Linked DNA regions of Homo sapiens: region 2 is linked to region 1. Evidence: chromatin contacts called from ENCODE Hi-C or POLR2A ChIA-PET data. All regions are on one chromosome and are shown on one strand. The core of a region is the stretch at or near the end of the contact, and the rest is flanking DNA. Distances in the headings are between cores, read along the strand shown. Region 1 overlaps MEGF6 (multiple EGF like domains 6). Region 2 overlaps MEGF6 (multiple EGF like domains 6).

Region 1 (5,876 bases), core at 1,374-3,873:
CCAAAGGGGTGGGATGTGGGGAGCCTCCACCAGGGGAAACTCTCGCCAAATTCCAAGTCAACGGGCAGCATCAGGCCCTGAGCCAATCCAGCTCCACACATCACTCTGGGCAGTGCCTCCCCTGGGACCAGGCACTGGCCATGTGGCCAATACAACCCCATAGCAGGCTGGCTGGAAACCCTCCCTGGCCAGACACAAGGTCAACACAGACCCAACACATGCTCCCAGGATGCGGTCCAGCTCCCACCCTCTCAGTGGTCACAGGCTGGCTCTGACTTATATTGCCACAGCCACAGGGGACAGGAGACAGCACCCCGCCAACCCTCCCCACACACCCCTCTGCCCAGACACACCACACTGCAGGGGAGCCCGAGATGGGGGAGCTGGATGGGGGGAGCTGGATGGGGGCATCCAGAAACCAGCAGGGCTGCGACTTCCATCAGGAAAACCAGCCACTCAGGTGATCACCCTGCCCGAGGCCACCCTCTGGGAGCCTCCGGCACTTGTAAAACCCCTGTCACCTCCCAATTCAAGCTTCCACGCAGAAGCCTGAGAGCTGAGCTCCCTCTGGTGCCTCTGTTCGACCAAGCCTTGCTGGGTGCCCAGGTGGGCCGTTCAGACATCAGCAATCCCAGCCCCTTGAACCACACTTGTCCCCAAGTCAACGTTACCATCAGCCCAGGCACGGGAGGGGACCCCTGCTCTGGACACGCCAAACTGTGGCTCAACTCTGGGTGCATTTTCTCACCCAACCCTCAGGACCCCAGCGGTGGCTCCCCTCAGGATTGCCACTCCACTGACGAGCACATAGCCTCCCTATGCCCGAGCCCCAGGCACAGAATGCAAACCTGGCCACAGAGGAGCCTTAGCACTCAACCCCGCCCACCAGGGCCAGCCTCCCAGGCAGGGCCTTCTCCCTGCTCCAGGCTGTGGGGACATGGCGAGGGCAGGTGTCCAGGCCCCCACAGGAACACAAGCTGCCTGGGGCTGCGCCTGATGCCAGGAGGGCAACAGGACTGGGGTCTAGGACAGAGCCAAGAAAGCGCTGAGGCATCCTGGTAAGACCACGCGTGGCGGCTCACGCCCGTAATCCCAGCACTCTGGGAGGCCCAGGCCGGAGGATCTATTGAGGCCAGGACTTTGAGACCAGCCTGGGCAACATATGAGATCCCGTCTCTACAAAAAATAACAAATTAGCTAGGTGTGGTGGCGCACGCCTGTCATCCCAGCTACTCGGAGGCTAAGGCAGGAGGATCGACGGCCTGAGCCCGGGAGTTCAAGGCTGCAGTACGGTATGGTCACACCACGGCACTCCAGCCTGGGTAGCAAAGCAAGATTCTGTCTCTAAAAAAAGAAAAGAAACCCTGGGAGGCTCCCTTGGAAATGAGGAGGCCACAGCCTGCCAGGGTGGCTTGAGGGAAAGGGCCGCTGTGCTCACCCACCGGGCCCAGACCCCCCACTTTTCTCTGCAGCCACCTTGCCCTCCAAGCCCAGCTGGGTCTTCCAGTCCCCCACCAGGTAAGCCTGCTGCTTCATCCCGAGGCCCCACCAGTGGACAGATCAGATGCTGCTGCCCAGGTCCCCCTCAGAGTTCAGGCTCAGTCCAAGGCCCAGGGCCCGGCCAGGCCCCAAGGACATCTTGAGAGGTGCCCAGCCCCTAATCCCCTCCAGACAGACCTAGCTGCCACTAGGGCTGGTGGCCAGGGGCCTCAAAGGTAACGCACAGCCCTGTTCTGAGGGTACAGGGAGGCCCCAAGCTCCGCCTAACTACCAGGGCCTTGGAGCCAGGCTGCCCCATCACAAGCCCCGCCCCCCACTGACCCCCCAAATCCTCTTCCTTCCCTCCCTGGCTCCAGCCTGAGGATGGGGATCCACGGCCGATCGGCTTTCCCACCAGGGGCCCAGCCTGCCCAGCTCCCCCCACCCCAGGGTACTCCGGGTACCCTGTGAGCCTGGCGCCTCCAGCAGGACCCCCGCTGCCTACCCCTGGGCGTGCTGGGTCTTTTCCTGAGAGTCTTCAGGAACAGGCGGGACGGGGACACAGGCAAGAGACCCTCCCGCCCCCCACCAGCCCCAGGAGGAAGAGCTGACGAGGAGGGGGAGCCTCACCATGCAGGATAGAGGCTGGAGCCACGGGAGAGAGGCCTCCCCACACCCCAGGCAGGGGAGCTGTCCTCAGAGATGGTGATCCCTGAGCCAAGTCCGCCCACTGGGCCTCAGGCTATGGCAGGAGCAGGATTTACGAGGCCCTGCCTGCCCGGGAGGCCACGAATCTTCCCAGCCTGCAGTACTGGTGTCACCCAGGCAGGTCAGGGCTGGTCCCAAAACCTCAGCCAGGAGCACTGACGAAAACCAGCTGGCCCGGAGTCCACCACGAGTGGCTCCAGAGGAGAGGCAGGGCAGCGGCAGGCATCGGGGGCTTCACAGGGGGCCCTGCACTGGAAAGTCACCCCTTCAGGAGGGGTGGGCAGCCTCTCACCCCGCTGTGCCTCAGAGGTCCAACTTCTGGGAACAGGTGGGCCCGGGAGCACCCCGTTGGCCAGCACACCAGAAAGTGCCGACGTGGGTGGGTGGCACGGCTGGGGCCTGCCTGGTCTTCCTCCCCAGGAATGTTCTGCCTGGAACCCAGCTGCTCCCCTCCGCCAACACCTCAGGGGCAGGGACAAGCGGGGGGCCCTGTGCGAGCTTGCTCTGTGGGGCCCACATGCCTCCTGGTGTCCTGTGGGGAACAAGCTTGGCGCCTGCTTCCAGAACGCCTGCTTGGGGTGGGGAAGAGCACATGCGCCCCATCCCGCCCCCGGCAGCCACCGTGACCCCCTTGCCATGCACCCTGCTGCATGCCGTGGGCAGGGGCACTAAGACGACACCTCAGGAGGAGACGGTGAGGACTCTGGGTTCCAACACTGGGCTGGGAGCATCAACCAGCGCCCCGACCAGGCGGCTCCGAGAGAGTGTCGCTGGGGGATGGCAGGAACACTGGAAAAGCCAGCGGGGTCTAACAAGGGGTGGGGACCCAGCCGGGCCAGGCGGGAGGGGGACGGCACTCCAGGTGTCCCGGTGAGAGGGGAGGGCGGCTTCAGCCTGGGGGAAGAGGGGCAGGTAATTCACCTGGAGTCAGGTAAGGGCCCCAGGGTCCCAGCTGCTACAGGAGGCAGCTACATCCCTTTCCTGGGGCTGATGTACCAGAGTGTCACTAACCAGGTGGCTTAAACAACAGAAGCCTCTCTTAAAGTTTTAGAGGCCGGAAGTCCAAAGTGAGAATGACTGGGCCCCCCAGGCAGGTGCTCCAGAGCCTCTCCCACAACTGGATCCTCTCACTCTAGCCTCTGTCTCTGAGGTCCCCCTGCCCCTCCTCTCCTGTGCCAGCCTCTCTCCCTCCATGAGGACATGAGTGACAGCATTCAGGGTCCACCTGGGCAACCCAGGGCCACCTTCCCATCTCAAATTCCTGAAAGTGATCACATCTACAAAGTCGTTGCCATTCAAGGTAAAGGTCACAGTTCCCTGAGATTAGGCTGTGGACATCGCGGGGCCACTATTCTGGAAACCACAGTGTGGAGGCTAGGGCCACTGATTTGGGGGTTGGCCTCTTCCAGCTCCCTCAGGGAAAAGACAGGGCGGCTGGCAGGGGAGTGGGACAAGGGCTGATCCCAGGTCCTGCCCGGCCCTCTCCCGTCCTGGAACCCAGCCACACCCTCTTGTCCAGGGCAATGGGAGAAAGCAGGAAAGACCAAAGCCTGGATCCCACCAGGCCAACACCCCACGCACGGGGCCTGCTGGCCGGAGAGAAGCACAGGTGGTCCCCACCACCCACCCACCCACCCACCCAGGGCTATGGATCAGGGCCGAGAAGGGGCCTCTTCTGCCCAAAAAGACAGCAAGCAGGAGGAGCTGGGCACGAAGAGGGTGTGAGCTGCAGGAGGCCTCTCCCTGCGCCTCCACCCACGCTCAGCTGGAAGCCAGGTGCCCAAAGGCAGGGCAGAGGCCCTGAGGGCCAGGTTCCAGGCTGGCATGGCCTCAGGCCGCTGGGTGTGGCTGACCCCCAAGCCGCTCTGGGCCTCCACCACCCATGTCCAGACGAGACAGGAAAGTACAGGCAGGATGAGAGCCGGGGCAAGGCGACTCCTGTAAGCACTGAGGGCGCCGTGTTTAATGTGGGCGGCTCAGAAATGAAAGCAGGAGACGGCAGAGCTCCTGGGGTCTGGCCTGCGGCCCCCATCCTCCACGACTAGAACCAAGACCCCTGTGGTTCTCATGGCTGCAAAGGGGGCCCCAGGGAGCTGAACCCGTCAGTGAAACAGCAGGAGCCTGCAGGGCCGAGAGGAGCCTTCTCCAGCCCGCCCTGCCCCGCAGGGCTGCCAGGTCAGGTGCCTGCTGCCGCTCATGCCAGAAGCTCCTCCTGGGGTCTCAGGCCAAGACCTGGAAAGCCGGGCCAGCGGCGGCATCCAAAGGCAGGACTTGCCCCTGCCCCCAACCAAGGAAGCGAGGTATCCTGGAAGACTGAGCTGGCATCCTTCTGAGCATCTGTCCAAGAAGAAAGTGCCCCAAATAAGTCTCCAACTCAAGCTGTCCCATCATCTCTGGGGGAGGGACTGTGGCTGCAAGTCCACCTAGGACTGGCTACATCTCAAGTCTGCCCGCCCACCCACAGGACTCACGGGATCCTGGCTGGCCCTGGAACCAGCTGGAGTCCGTGGCCAGGGGAGCCCCTCTCCAAGGTGGGCTGGGTTCAGAGACCTTGGGGGTGGGCTCCACCTGTTACAGCAGGAGTGGCCTTCCGTGGCCCAGGTGCTAAGTGAACCACGTCCCTGTTGCTGGGCCACCCTGTGAGTCCATGCTCTGCTCCCCAAGCCCCGTCAGGATTTCCCAGGATGGGGAGTGGGGCAGGGTCCCCATACATAACCTAGAGCTCTGTGTGAGGCCCGCAGGCCAGGTCAGAATTAAACTCCATGATCTTGGCACAAAGACACCCCCATGAGCTCCCAGAGGTGACAACGTCACACTCATTACATGAAGTTTCATGGTAAGTGGCGCATCCAAAACCGCCGGCTGGCTGAACCAAATTGGCCCGGGACCTCCTCACGGAGCCACAGCCAGCAGGGGTAGGAGAAACCTCGGCAAAGCAAGAGACGCCCTGGGCCTCCTCTCGGCCGCCCACCAGGTTTTCTGCCTGCTTCCCACTCCAGTGAGTCAGGAGCGGGTCACAGAGGCTGCAGCAGCGGAACTACCTGCAAATGAGAGGACAGAGGACCCGGTGACTGCCTGAGGCCGGGACACACTGGAGACGAATAGGACTGACCACCAAGCAGACTGCAGGCAGCTTAAGAGCTCCATTGTGGACAAGGGGTGGCACGTACGTTATCCTTCAAAACAGGACACTGGAGAGCAGAAGAGGCTCCAGTGAAAACACAAGGATGCAGGTACTTCACGTCCCTGTCCCAACCACACGCGCTCACAGACCGGAGAATGTTAAAAACTGCCGAGCCTGCCGGGTGAGGATGGTGAGGCTGCCTCATGGTACAGGGGAGCCAGGGCTGTGGAAAGAACGAAGGCAGCCCCTCAGCCGACCTGACCTAGGAAGCCGATCCCGGCTTATCTGGGGGGCCTGGTGGAATCACATGGAGTTTCATGGGTGCTGGGGATGCGGGGAAGGCAGGAGGGAAGGTCGGAGTCAGAGAGAGAGGCAAGGACATCGCAGCAGCCAGGAGAGACGGGCGCTGCTGCCTTGGAAGGACGAGGAAGGAGCCACGAGCCAAGGAACGTGTGAGCTCCCCAAAAGCTGGAAAAGGCAGGGAGACGGCAAGACTCTCCCTGGGTCCCCAGAAGGGACCAGCCCTGACAAGACCTTGGCGTAAGCCCAGGGAGACCTGAGCTGG
Region 2 (6,597 bases), core at 2,655-5,154, 37 kb after region 1:
CAGAGCCTGGGGGGCCAGCTCAGCCAATTCCCACGCTGGGACTCGGGGCTGGCATGCGGCCCGAACGGAAAAGGAAAAGCAAATGGCGGAGGCAGGAAAATGGAGGGCGGCCCGGGGTCCACAGAGGGCCCTGCAGCCCCTTCCCAGCAGGCCCAGCCAACCAGGTGGGCAGAGGCCACAGGGCCCAGATGACCCAGGAGGGGAGGGAGACCTGCCGGGCCCGCCGGCCTGATGGTCCAACAGCTGGACATGGGGCCCCAAGCCCAGGCCTCACCCTGGCACCCCTGACTATAGGTGCCAAGGCCGCAGGTGCACCAGAGCCCAGATCCAGGGCAGTGTCCAGCAGCCTGGACCCCCATCGATTCTGCCAACCCCACCTGTGTGCAAGGAGGAAGGCCACCACCCCCGTCCGGGGTTTCTGCAGCAACACAAGCTGTATATAGCACCCTTGACATAAGTAACTCCATCTTAGAGTCAGACTCTATTTCATATCTCACAGGGCACTTTGCCAACAAGGACAAGCTGTCTGTTGCTTAATAAACAAATTTTAAAAATAAAGATTGCATGCAACACAAACAAGCACACTCTCCACTCTCAGGCCTCACCGAGGACTCCGCGGTCATAACACCAGCGGGCCTTCAGCTGCTGGAAAGGGCTGTCCTCGTGGAAAGAAGTCAGCATCTGCCCCGAAGGCTCTGCCACATCAGAGGCCCTTGTAAGGCCCACGGAGGCCGCCAGGGCCAGACCAGGAGATGCTTTTTGTCTTTGTTTGTCTTTTGTCTTTCCTCCCGTTGACCCTTTCTCCTATCTCTTTTTCTCCCGGTGTTCAATGTGACTTTGTTTGTTGTGAAATGTTTAACCTATAGCATTTATATATTGACTAAGTACACTGTGATGTATAGTTTGCAATGTTGACGGGCGTGTGGAGCGGCGGGAGCCTGCGTGCCTGCGGCTCTGACTACAGAGTGAACCGGAAGCACGAAGGAGAACCGCCTCCTCACGAACTTCATGGAGCTCACAGCCTCTGTGATAGAAATAGCATCAATAAAGTCTGACATTGTGGAAAGACAGGATCATGCTCATGCGTGGACCTGGCTATCTCTGAGCCTGCACTGCTCATGAGACAAACCATCGCAACACCTCCCTGCAGACTCAAAGCCTGCGCAGGCCATGGATTTCCTGAGAATGTGTTTGTCCTCCCTGGACAGCTCAGCATCCCCCAGGTAGCAAGGGGACAGGAGGGGCCAGGAGGGGACAGGAGTGGCCAGGAGTGGCCAGGAGGGGGCAGGAGTGGCCAGGAGGGGGCAGGAGAGGCCAGGAGGGGGCAGGAGGGGGCAGGAGGGGGCAGGAGGGGGCAGGAGTGGCCAGGAGGGGGCAGGAGAGGCCAGGAGGGGGCAGGAGGGGACAGGAGGGGGCAGGAGTGGCCAGGAGGGGGCAGGACAGGGCAGGAGGGGACAGGAGTGGCCAGGAGTGGCCAGGAGGGGGCAGGAGTGGCCAGGAGGGGGCAGGAGGGGACAGGAGGGGGCAGGAGGGGGCAGAAGGGGACAGGAGGGGGCAGGAGGGGGCAGGAGTGGCCAGGAGGGGGCAGAAGGGGACAGGAGGGGGCAGGAGGGGACAGGAGGGGGCAGGAGGGGGCAGGAGTGGCCAGGAGGGGGCAGAAGGGGACAGGAGGGGGCAGGAGGGGACAGGAGGGGGCAGGAGGGGGCAGGAGTGGCCAGGAGGGGGCAGGAGTGGCCAGGAGGGGGCAGGAGGGGGCAGGAGTGGCCAGGAGGGGGCAGGAGTGGCCAGGAGGGGGCAGGAGGGGGCAGGAGTGGCCAGGAGGGGGCAGGAGAGGCCAGGAGGGGGCAGGAGGGGACAGGAGGGGGCAGGAGTGGCCAGGAGGGGGCAGGACAGGGCAGGAGGGGATAGGAGTGGCCAGGAGTGGCCAGGAGGGGGCAGGAGGGGGCAGGAGGGGACAGGACAGCCTGGAGAGAAGCTCTGGGTAGTCGCACTGAAGCGTCCTCCCTGGGCCGTGGGTGCCTGGGGGTCTGCCCCAGAGTCGAGGGCCAGGCAGGCTGGGCACAGAGAAGGGCTCCAAGGTCCTGCAGCCCCAGCCTTCACAGAGGCAGGGCCGGGCCCAAGCTCTCTAGACTCAGTTCTTGCTCCATCTGCAAATCCAGAATCCCACCCCTTCTCTCTGCCCCTCCTGACCCCCTGAACTGAGTGAGCCCTGTCACCTCTCACAAGGGCCACCATGAAGCAGCCCTCACTCCCACCTCTGCCCTGCACGGCAGGCCCAGCCCCTCCTTTGCACAGACTCTGCCCCTGCCCTCATGAGGGCCCCAGGCCTATCCCCCTGTGGTGGGGTGGAAATCCTGTCCCCCAAATATTCCTGCCTTCCTGTGACCTCTAAATGTGACCCTGCTTAGAAATGGGGTCTTTGCAGATGTGATGAACACCACGACTGAGATGAGGCCCTGCTGGATTAGGGTGGGCCCTAGGGCCTATAGAAAAGGCCCCAGAGACACACAGAGGGGAGATGACCATGTAGAGACGGAGGCAGAGTGGGGAACGAGGCGTCTACAACCACGGAACGCCGCGGAAGCTGGAAGAGATAGGAAGGACCCTCCCCTAGAGCCTCAGGAGCAGGCACAGCCTTGCTGACACCTTGATCTGAGGCTTCTCTCCTCCAGAACTGTGAGAGAGTAAACTCACATTGGTTTCAGTGCTTGGCTCGTGGTCCCTCGCTGCAGCAGCCCCGGGAGCTCATACCTGCGCCCCCCACCCCACGCCCGTCCCATTTGCTCCAGCCACAAGATCCTGCCTCAGGGCCCCGCACCTTCTGTTCCCTACTCAGTGACCTCTTCCCAGGGACGTGCAAGGCCCACCCCTCACATCAGTAGACCACCACCACCCGGACAGAGGAGCCTTCCTGGACCCCCATCCAAGCCAGCACCACCCAGCCCCTCTGCCCCTTCCTCCTGCCTCACTTTACTCCGTAGCATTTCTCACTGGCGGCTTCATCCTTTCCTGAGTGTCTCCTGCAAGGACAGGAGCCCCAGGAGGTCAGGGCAGGTGCAGGTTTCTGCTCACTGCTACCCTCTGGGTCCTGAGCACCGTGGCTGGGCCTCCATGACCGTATGTCAAGTGGATCGCCTGCATCGGCCCCGTTCAACACATTTTAGGGCACTGTTTTATCTCTGTGACTTTGTGGCTTCTTTATTTTCCTTTTCTAAGATGGCCTCAAGATTCAAGGTGCAATTAGTTTGGGAAAGCCTGTATAGTCTGTCTCAGGAATCCACAGGGCACATTCGCATATTAAAGGCTCTGAAAATTCCTGCAAAAGAAGAAATCTGCTGAACTCTGGTTTAGGAAGCGCTTACTGGACCACAGAATCCCTTCCCAGTGCCCATCACAGCCCATGGAGCTGGTGCAGCTCCTAACTGTATGCTGAGGCCCTGCCTCTCCGTCCAGTGGCCTCCCCCTCCCCTGGGCCAGGCCAGCACAGCCCGTATGAGGAGTTGCGGGGTACAGGGGGCTGCAGGCAGGGTATTCCTGGGCTTTGTTCCTCCACGGTTCCATCTCAGGGTGTACATGCGGAAGGACCAGCGAGTCAGCTGCTCCAGGCTGGCGCTCATCTGCCACTCTGCCCACCGGGGAGCCCGGCTTGGAGGAGGGGTGCCCAAGGTAAATGGTGCTGCCAGGACCAGGGAGACTCCGGCTGAAACATGGGCAGGGTCTGGGAAAAACCTGGCACCGGACCAGGATAAAAGTGGAATTCAGAGAATCCATGAGCAGGAAGGACACCCCCCCAGCAAGAGGAGTGGGTCCGAACCCCACTGCACCCGGGCCACAGGCTCCGCAAGGCGTTGTGGGCTCTGGAAGCCCCGGTCATGAGGCCCCACCGCCCCGCCCGGCACTAAGTAAGTGGCTCTCAGGGAAATCATAACACGATTAGCAGCTTCCGGCCAGTCTCACGGGCGTTAGCCTACTCCTCGCTCCTACACAAACACGGCAGGGCTCCCAGGCCCTGACATTGTCCTCCACGGCCGGGTGTCCAGGTCACACGGAAGCAAGGAAATTTCACAACGGCTGGGGGCTGGGGGGCATCATCGGCTCAGGGGCCTCCCCTGTCCCTCCCCTGCCAGCAGGGGCTGGAGGGTGATGGAGAAACAAGGAAGGGGGCAAAGGGTGAGAAAAGAGAGGGCAGAGACAGAGCCAAGCCCTGACCCACAGGGCCCTCTAAAGAGTGAGCGTCTGTCCTGCACAGGGGCCGTGTAAAGAGCGAGCATCTGTCCTGCACAGGGGCCGTGCACCCCACCATCATCCTCCAGCTCACAGGGACAGCGGTGCCCTGGTCTAGGAAGCAGGGAGGACCCTGGCTGGGCGCGGCCCCAGTGCCCACAGGCACACTGGCTGGGGAGACCGTGAGCAGCCGTGTGTGACTCTCAGCAGACCCCACAGAGGCAGAGCCTCCCAGGGGCTGAGGGGCTCCAGCACCTGCAGGGACCTTGAGACTCCCACCCAACACAAGCCCCCGACCCCACCAGCAGCCGCGCCCCGCCCTCCTCGCATGAGCCAGCAGAGATGGGAAGCGCACGGCAGAGCTGGAATGTGGCGTCGGAAACGCTCGGCTAACCCAGGGTGGGAAGGCAGAGCCTCAGCTGAGCACGGGGAGGCAGGAAGAGATATCCCAGAACCACCGAGCAGGGGGTAAGGCCCTGGGCTCGGTCCCCAGAGACCCCTGCTCACAAGCCCTTGGCCAAGGGATGCCAAGACCAAGGTGCCCGATCACCATGTGTGCCACTGTCACTGTCACTGCTACTAACAGGAGTCACCACAGGCCAAGCAGACTTCACCCAGGCCTCCTCCTCTAAGAACAAGAGCTGGCACTGCTTGAGCTCTTACTGTATACAGGCACCAAGCAAAGGCTCCACATGAAGTGACTCATTTAATCCCAGGTTTTCAGGTGGGTGTTGTCACACCTAAGTCCTGGAGCCTGAGGCCTGATGGGGGCGCGGGCGAGGGGGCTGTTGGGGGCTGCTACCAAGGTCTCAGAGCTCACAAGGGACCTGATGGGGGCGCCAGCGAGGCAGCTGGTGGGGGCTGCTACCAAGGTCTCGTAGCTCACAAGGGACCCGATGGGGGCGCCGGCAAGGGGGCTGTTGGGGGCTGCTACCAAGGTCTCGTAGCTCACAAGGGACCGGATGGGGGCACCAGCGAGGGGGCTGGTGGGGGCTGCTACCAAGGTCTCGTAGCTCACAAGGGACCGGATGGGGGCACCAGCGAGGGGGCTGGTGGGGGCTGCTACCAAGGTCTCGTAGCTCACAAGCGACCTGGAGGGAACTGAGCCCAGTACTGAGCCATGTTTTCCACTCTTGGCTGCTTGGACGGGCATCGGCATCCGGCCCATCAGCGAACACTTGCTCCACATGCTGGCTCAGGTCAGGCCAGGCCAGGGTCCCTGAGGCCACCCATTCTGCCCTGCCAGGGCACTACTGTGGGATGCAGAGAAGCCCCCAGCCCCAGCCAGCCCAACAACCTCACACAGTGGCCCCAGGAGAGCAGCCGGTCTAGAGAGAGGCTGGCACGGTGCCCCCAGGCCTGCAGGTCCCGGCGTGCAGCCCACTGCCCTGAGAGGGGCAGCTTGAGGAAGGGCCTGCAGGCTTCCCTGCCTAGACTGGAGGCCTCGTGGTGTGGGGAGGTCCAAAAGCCTTGGCCAGGCCCCCCGCTGACCCTGACTCACTGCTCCCTCTCTGACGTTCCGGGCTCCCAGGCAGCCCCCCAGACACTCCCGCAGTCCCCAGCACCACCCTCCAGGCCCCCAATGGCCCTCATCTGCTCATCCTCACTCCTGCAGGCCTCGTCACACCCTGGCCACAGGAGAAGCATCTGCTCACAGTCAGCATCCCAGCCATGAGCTCCACATGGGCAAGCACCCGCTGCCAGGGTCCCCGAACCCCCAGGACTCGGCAGCAGCTGAGCCAAAACCCAGCAAACAATTGAGTGACCAAATAAATGAATGACTCTGTGGCTAGCACAGGACGCGCCAGGCAGCACCCCTCCCACCCTTGGGGCTCAGGGGTAGCCCGTGTGAACCCTGACTCCTACCCACCCACCGCCCCCCTCACTTGCTGGGACCCAGCCATGGGGTTGAACAGGGAGCGGCCAGAGAAGGAGATCACAGGGATTCCCCGGACCATGAAAACAAGCAAAAGTAAAAGGTACAAACAAGCAAATCTTGCGCTAAAAACGAATGTTTAAAAACAAGAAGAAAGCCAAAGCTCAAGTCCAGGATCTGTGTGGAGACCCCACCGACGTGACAACCAGGACCCCCACCCTCCCCTGCTCCCTGCCCCCAGCCTCAGCCCAGCCCGGGCTGCCCCGGGGAGGGTCTCAGCCAAGATGCCCTCCACCCCACTCCGGCCAGCAGGGCCAGGCCAGGGCAGAGCCACCACGTTCTTCTAAGGCTCCAGGGTCCCACATGCAGATGGCGGCCTAGTGCCTGGCCACAGCACAGGCAGACAGAGCTGGCAGGACGGGCCCAAAGCTCACCTCGAGCCAGGCTGGTGATGGAGATGGGCACACTCACTAGGCCCTGCTGGGACCATCGAGACA

Evidence for each region. A loop is a pair of places that touch in the nucleus more often than their neighbours do. ChIA-PET counts read pairs that join two places held with the same protein, here RNA polymerase II (POLR2A).
Region 2: a loop to region 1 is called in a map of CD4-positive, alpha-beta T cell, with 2.0 times the contacts of the local background. The contact joins two enhancer-like sites. A Hi-C loop is called at or near these places in 2 of 168 maps with a recorded cell type or tissue (CD4-positive, alpha-beta T cell and psoas muscle). POLR2A ChIA-PET finds 5 or more read pairs at or near these places in 2 of 52 experiments (MCF 10A and activated CD4-positive, alpha-beta T cell).

The regions. Positions count from the first base shown.
Region 1 is chr1:3,551,353-3,557,228 of GRCh38, forward strand. The region is part of intron 4 of MEGF6 (multiple EGF like domains 6); the gene reads right to left. Among named protein-coding and RNA genes, the nearest start is that of MIR551A, 6.5 kb to the right of the region's middle. Within about 2 kb of position 2,624, at least 3 of the 41 ENCODE cell types and tissues checked have a DNase peak (open chromatin) inside an H3K27ac peak, as active enhancers do.
Region 2 is chr1:3,586,612-3,593,208 of GRCh38, forward strand. All of the region lies in intron 3 of MEGF6 (multiple EGF like domains 6), which reads right to left. Among named protein-coding and RNA genes, the nearest start is that of MEGF6, 22 kb to the right of the region's middle. RefSeq lists enhancers at 3,537-4,102, 4,103-4,667, 5,148-5,827. Within about 2 kb of position 3,905, at least 5 of the 41 ENCODE cell types and tissues checked have a DNase peak (open chromatin) inside an H3K27ac peak, as active enhancers do.